Linked DNA regions of Homo sapiens: region 1 is linked to region 2. A link is a loop called in an ENCODE intact Hi-C map of the cell type or tissue named here. Cell type or tissue: Caco-2. All regions are shown on one strand. Each heading gives the region's core, and the rest is flanking DNA. Links, peaks and the distances in the headings are about the cores only. Region 1 has its middle 22 kb from the start of FSD1L. Region 2 overlaps TMEM38B (transmembrane protein 38B).

Evidence for each region. Peaks named below come from ENCODE experiments on the same cell type or tissue, not always from the same donor. Only the 100,000 strongest peaks of a DNase experiment are listed, where the experiment ranks them.
Region 1: it touches region 2 in a loop (7-fold over the local background); 19 of 110 quality-filtered maps call a loop at or near these places.

What each region holds. Positions count from the first base shown.
Region 1 is chr9:105,424,779-105,427,607 of GRCh38, forward strand. It overlaps a transcript of SLC44A1 not described here. Among named protein-coding and RNA genes, the nearest start is that of FSD1L, 22 kb to the right of the region's middle. In Caco-2, for the core only: a CTCF peak has its summit at 1,467 (motif pointing right); no DNase peak of the experiment used is centred there.
Region 2 is chr9:105,717,333-105,720,161 of GRCh38, forward strand. The region is part of intron 2 of TMEM38B (transmembrane protein 38B); the gene reads left to right. Among named protein-coding and RNA genes, the nearest start is that of TMEM38B, 24 kb to the left of the region's middle. In Caco-2, for the core only: a CTCF peak has its summit at 1,297 (motif pointing left); no DNase peak of the experiment used is centred there.

The DNA of each region.
Region 1 (2,829 bases), core at 239-2,738, 290 kb before region 2:
TCTACCAAAAGTACAAAAATTAGCCAGGCGTGATGGTGCACACCTGTAGTCTCAGATACTTGGGAGGCTGAGGCAGGAGAATTGCTTGAACCCAAGAGGTGGAGGTTGCAGTGAGCCGAGGTCAGACCATTGCACACTCCAGCCTGGGCAACAGAGTAAGACTCCATCTCAAAAAAAAAAAAAAGAAAAGAAAGAAAGAAAGAAAACTAACTACACTCACATTTTGTTAACTTAAATAACCATGGTAACACCTCACAGATTTTTAAACACATATATTTGGAATATATGGTAAATATGTATGTAGTATATATTCATATTTTAAAAACAAAAATGATTGTATTACCATAAAACCTACTTTTTTCACTTAAAGTTATATCATGTACAACATTCTATGTCAGTAATACCCATCGAACACACTATTTTTGGTGACTAAATGGCATTCCATTATATAGATTCCTTAATGCACACATACTATTGTACTACACAGTACTAAGCTTTGACATATACATTGTTAAACATGGTGCATACAGTTTGAAGGGGGAAACAGGTATTAACCAAACAGGAAAAAATACCTGAGCATAATTTGTGATGAAATGTCGTAAAGGAAAAGAACAAAATACTATGAGAGAAAATAATAGAGGTACATAATGTAGTTGCGGAAAGATCTGTTTGAGGGAAATAAGTTTGGTCTTGAAGGATGACGAATTTGGCATGTAAAAAGCTGAGGAAGAACATTCTAGGCAGAGAGAACTGTATATTTGGGGCCAGGTGTAGTGGCTCACGCCTGTAATCTCAGCACTTTGGGAGGTCGAGGCGGGCAGATCACCTGAGGTCAGGAGTTCGAAACCAACCTGGCCAACATGGTGAAACCCCGTCTCTACTAAAAATACAAAAATTAGCCGGGCGTGATGGCGGGTGCCTGTAATCCCAGCTACTTGGGAGGCTGAGGCAAGAGAATCGCTTGAACCTGGGTGGCAGAGGTTGCAGTGAGCCGAGATCATGCCACTGCACTCCAGCCTGGGCGGCAGAGCAAGACTCTGTCAAAAAACAAACAAACAAACAAAAAACCCTGTATATTTGGGAGCCTTGAGGCAGAAAATTCTTACTGGAAAGATGGTCACTGGGACTCGTAATCAGCAAGGCTGGGACAGATGAAGCTGGAGAGCTTCCACGCCATGCAAGGTGTTTTGCATTTTCAATCTGTGTAAGTAACATGATCTGATTTATATCTTAGAAAGCTTACTCTGCCTGTTCTGTGTAGGAGAATGGGTTGGGGCTCTGATGTAAGATGAAAGACTAGTTAGATGAGTATTTCAGTAGTCCAAAGGAGATGATGGGGACATATAGGAGAATATTTGTGTAATTTGGCCTTTCTATATAAACCATTTAATACTTCAAAATAAAATCTCAAATTTTCTGGGCTATATAATGCATTACTAATTCCACTAGGTGGCAATGGCATAGTTGTGAAGCAACACTGGAGAATGTCCTGGGGTTACTCAGTGCACTGCATTATTTCTAAGGTTATATTTTTTCAATGTTTGACCCTTGATTTACATTGACATTTACATTCCCTTTAAGTTCCAAAAATGTAATATATTTTACAGTTCTTGTTTTAAAATTATAATTTCAATAACTCCCTTGACTGGGAGAATGTGAAGGTCTTTGCCCACACATTTTTGGTTCCCCACTATTTCTTTGCATCTACTTAAAAAATAACAATAATGAAATAATATCAATTGCTATTTCTTGAGCAGCTTTTAGGAGTGAGTTATCATGCTGAGTATTTATATACATTACCTCATTTACTCATGCAGAGTAGATGTATTTCTTCTCATTTATAGACAAGAAAACAGAGACTAGGGAAGATTGGTAATTTGCCCAAATATTATCTGCCAGAACCTGAATTCAAGCCCAGTCTCTATAAACAAATTATTAAGTGGATAAATTGGTAAATAAGCAAATAAATGAGTAAGTAAACAGGATGATTATACACAGGTGAATTGAATAAATTGCTCATTATAGATAAAATATTAGTTACAACCAAGTAAAAAATATAACCCAAAATATGCAAGCATGACAAAATAATATTCTCATGACCCAAAGGTAAAGACAAGATACATATTAAATAATTCCTATCTTCTGTTTTTCCTTTTCCTTTTTTTTTTTTTCCTCGAGACAAAATCTTGCTTTGTTGCCCAGGCTGGAGTACAGTGGTGCGATCATGGCTCCCTCCAACCTCCGCCTCCTAGGCTCAAGCAGTTCTCCCATCTCAGCCTCTGGAGTAGCTGGGACTACAGGCCCACCGCGCTCAGCTAATTTTTTGTATTTTTTAGTAGAGGCAGTGTTTCACCATGTTAGCCAGGCTAGTCTTGAACTCCTGAGCTCAAGCGATCTACTCGCCTTGGCCTCCCAAAGTGCTGAGATTAAAGGCGTGAGCCACTGCACCTGGCCTATCTTCTCTTTCCCTTAACATATTAGAATTTCCCAATGGTGTTAAAACTTCCTTGAAAGCAGGACCAAGTTATAATATTCTTTCATTTGAATGTACTATATTCTATTCAATAATTCTCCTATAATTGAATTCAGCAATTTCCTCTCAAAATTAAGGGATTATTAATAATGCTATAATGATCATCTTTGTATAGAAATATGATGTCTTTAACTTATTTTTTTATAGAGACAGAGGTCTCACTACGTTGCTCAGGCTGGTCTCAAACTCCTGGGCTCAAGCAAGTCTCCTGCCTCAGCCTCCCAAAATGCCAGGATTCAGGGGTGAGCCACTGCACCCGGCCTCAGAAATATGATTTTTAATAGTGGAAGTATATT
Region 2 (2,829 bases), core at 286-2,785:
AGTTTAAGAATCACTTTCCTAAAATAAATCTTTAAGCATATAACAAGAGAAAATGTTGCTTATGTACAGATATGTGCAAGAATGTTTTTAAAACACTATTTATAATAGGGAAAACTGGGAACAACTCTCTGTCAGCAGAGAAATGATGGATAAATTATGGCATATTAATTCTGTTACGGTAAATACTGGTGAAAATTAGTAATTATAACCACACACAATAAGAATAAATCTCAGGAATAGAGCTTAAACAGAAAAATACATATGATTCTATTTATAAAACCTTTAACAACTATATTGTTTATGGATATAAACATATGCTAAAACTACATAAAAAAGCTAAGATTTGTATTCAACATTATGTTACTAAGATTCATCTGTTTGTTTGTATGTAGCTGTAGAACATAACTTCCCCCTGCTGTATAGTCCATTATATTAATATCTATATTTTATTCTTTTGTTGATGGCAGTTTTCTTGGTTCTAGGTGTTTAGTTAGGCATTACAAAACAACAATAATAGCAATTACATAGCATTTACTGTGTCCCAGTTTTCTAAGTGTTTTGCTTATGTTATCTCACTTAAACCTGACAAGAACCCTGAGACGTAGGTATTATTTTATTCAATTACGTGTTAAAAAGCATGTAATTGAGGCATGGAGAGGTTAATAACTTGCCTAAGGTGTCACAGTTACTGAGTAGTTGAAGCTGGGATTCCAACCTGGCGCAGCTAGTCCTTTAATCTGTACTTACACAGTATATTGGTTTGTACTCTGGAAACAGGAATGTTACCTTTGTCTTCAGAGATCCTTAAATATAAAAAAATTATGGCTTAAAGACATAGTGTATTTTACTATTTTCTTTTTCAAAGTTTTCATATTTAGAACAAATTTGTAATCTTTGCTTCATTTGAGGTTTTTTTTTTTTTTTAGATGGGGTCTTGCTCTTGTTGCCTAGGCTGGAGTGCAATGGCACGATCTCAGCTCACTGCAACCTCCGCCTCCTGGGTTCAAGTGATTCTCCTGCCTCAGCCTCCCAAGTAGCTGGGATTATAGGCGCCCGCCACCATGCTGGCTAATTTTTGTGTTTTTTAGTAGAGATGGGGTTTCTCCATGTTTTGTCAGGCTAATCTTGAAGTCTTCACCTCGTGATCCTCCCGCCTTGGCCTCCCAAAGTGCTGGGATTACAGGCATGAGCCACCGTGCCCTGCCCATTTGATTTTAATTTGAGAGATAAAATGATGTTAGAAATGTTTTTAAACAAGCAAGCAAGGTAATCTTTAGTACAGTAGCTCATAGTGTATACATCTGGAAATTAGCACCATCTACTGGCAAAGAGAAACAATAACTTGGTATGTCATAGTATTGTGTACACTTTCATAGGTTTTATTTGTTTTGAAAAGCTGTTCCCGGGGGAAATAAATATTTTATAATTTTTTAGTATGTTTATTTTTGTTTCCTATATATTTTTCTTAAAATTCCAAGTATCAATTACTTATATATGGCACATTTGTGTAACCGAGACTACATTTAGATGAGGAAAAATACAACAAAAGGTATCATTTTATAGTTGTCATTCTGTCTGTATTTTTCAAAGCATGTACAAAAAATTTTCAATTTGTTGGAGTGATAAGAGCAAGAACAAAGCTGTCATACTGGACTAACATGAACTGTATTTAGTTTATCATTGTGTTTTGTCTTAGTTAAGTGATACTGTCTTCGATAGAGGAGTGGAATTGATAGTAGAGTGAAAACAGAGTTCTCAATGACTAAGCCTGGGAAGCTTCTCTCTGCCTAACTTTTTGTATATACCTAAATTCTACTCTCACTTTTTCTTAAACTGGTTGAGATTTCATTTGTTTGTGGCCTAGGGTCTTGTTTGTATCCCGTTTGAGACGTTTATTCTTTCGTTATTTTTTCTCTCCATTAACTTAACCTATAGTTAAATGTATGAGAAGTCAGTTGTTTTCTCATTCCACTTCCTCTCTCATTTTGTGATATGTTTTCTTTAGGCACTTTACAAGTTAAAGTTACCTTGGATATGATAATTTTAGTTAAAGGTGAAATTATGTTTACAGAAGGGTTACAAGGTTATTACCTAATAAGTGTTGGTTGAGGGATTTATTAAAAGAATTTTAAAGGCTAATTTGTTATAGAGCAGGAATGGTTGTTGAGTGTGCCATTGGTCTGATATGTTTACTTGTAAGTCTACTGAGCACAATAAACAATTGTTCTTTTGCCCTGTGGCTACTTAACTCTCAAATGAAAACAGTTTTTTTGTTTAAAATGTTAACTTATTGTAGGTGTGCTTTAGAAAGATCTGATTAAATAGAAGAGTTGCAATAATTGCAAATTTTTTAATGTCTTATACTATAATGTCACATAGTTGAATACCGAAGTCCAAGATTGCTATTGTAATAGTATAGGTTTTTAACTCACGTTAAAGTTAGGCTTAGTGTAAGGAATGAAAATGGGTCATTTATAACATTCTTTTGGTTGTTTTTCTGAATATTTTACTTTTGGGTGCTCATTACTGCTAAGGTGAAAACAAATCCCCCTTTCTTAATGTAATCTATAATAGATATAAAAATACATTTAAAAATTAAGTGTGTATACTTTTCCCCCATTACCTAACCAACTTCTTAGAAATTAGTTCTATATTCAAAGAGAGAACTATACAGACTTTCAAATTTTCTATGAATGTGTAAAAATTTTAAATCATACTAGTTGTTTTTAAAAATCTTATAGAACATGTACAATTTTAAAGCCATACAAATGGTCTTCAGAAATCTTTTTACTACTCTCAGATAGTTTATTCTTTTTTCTCAAACTCTTT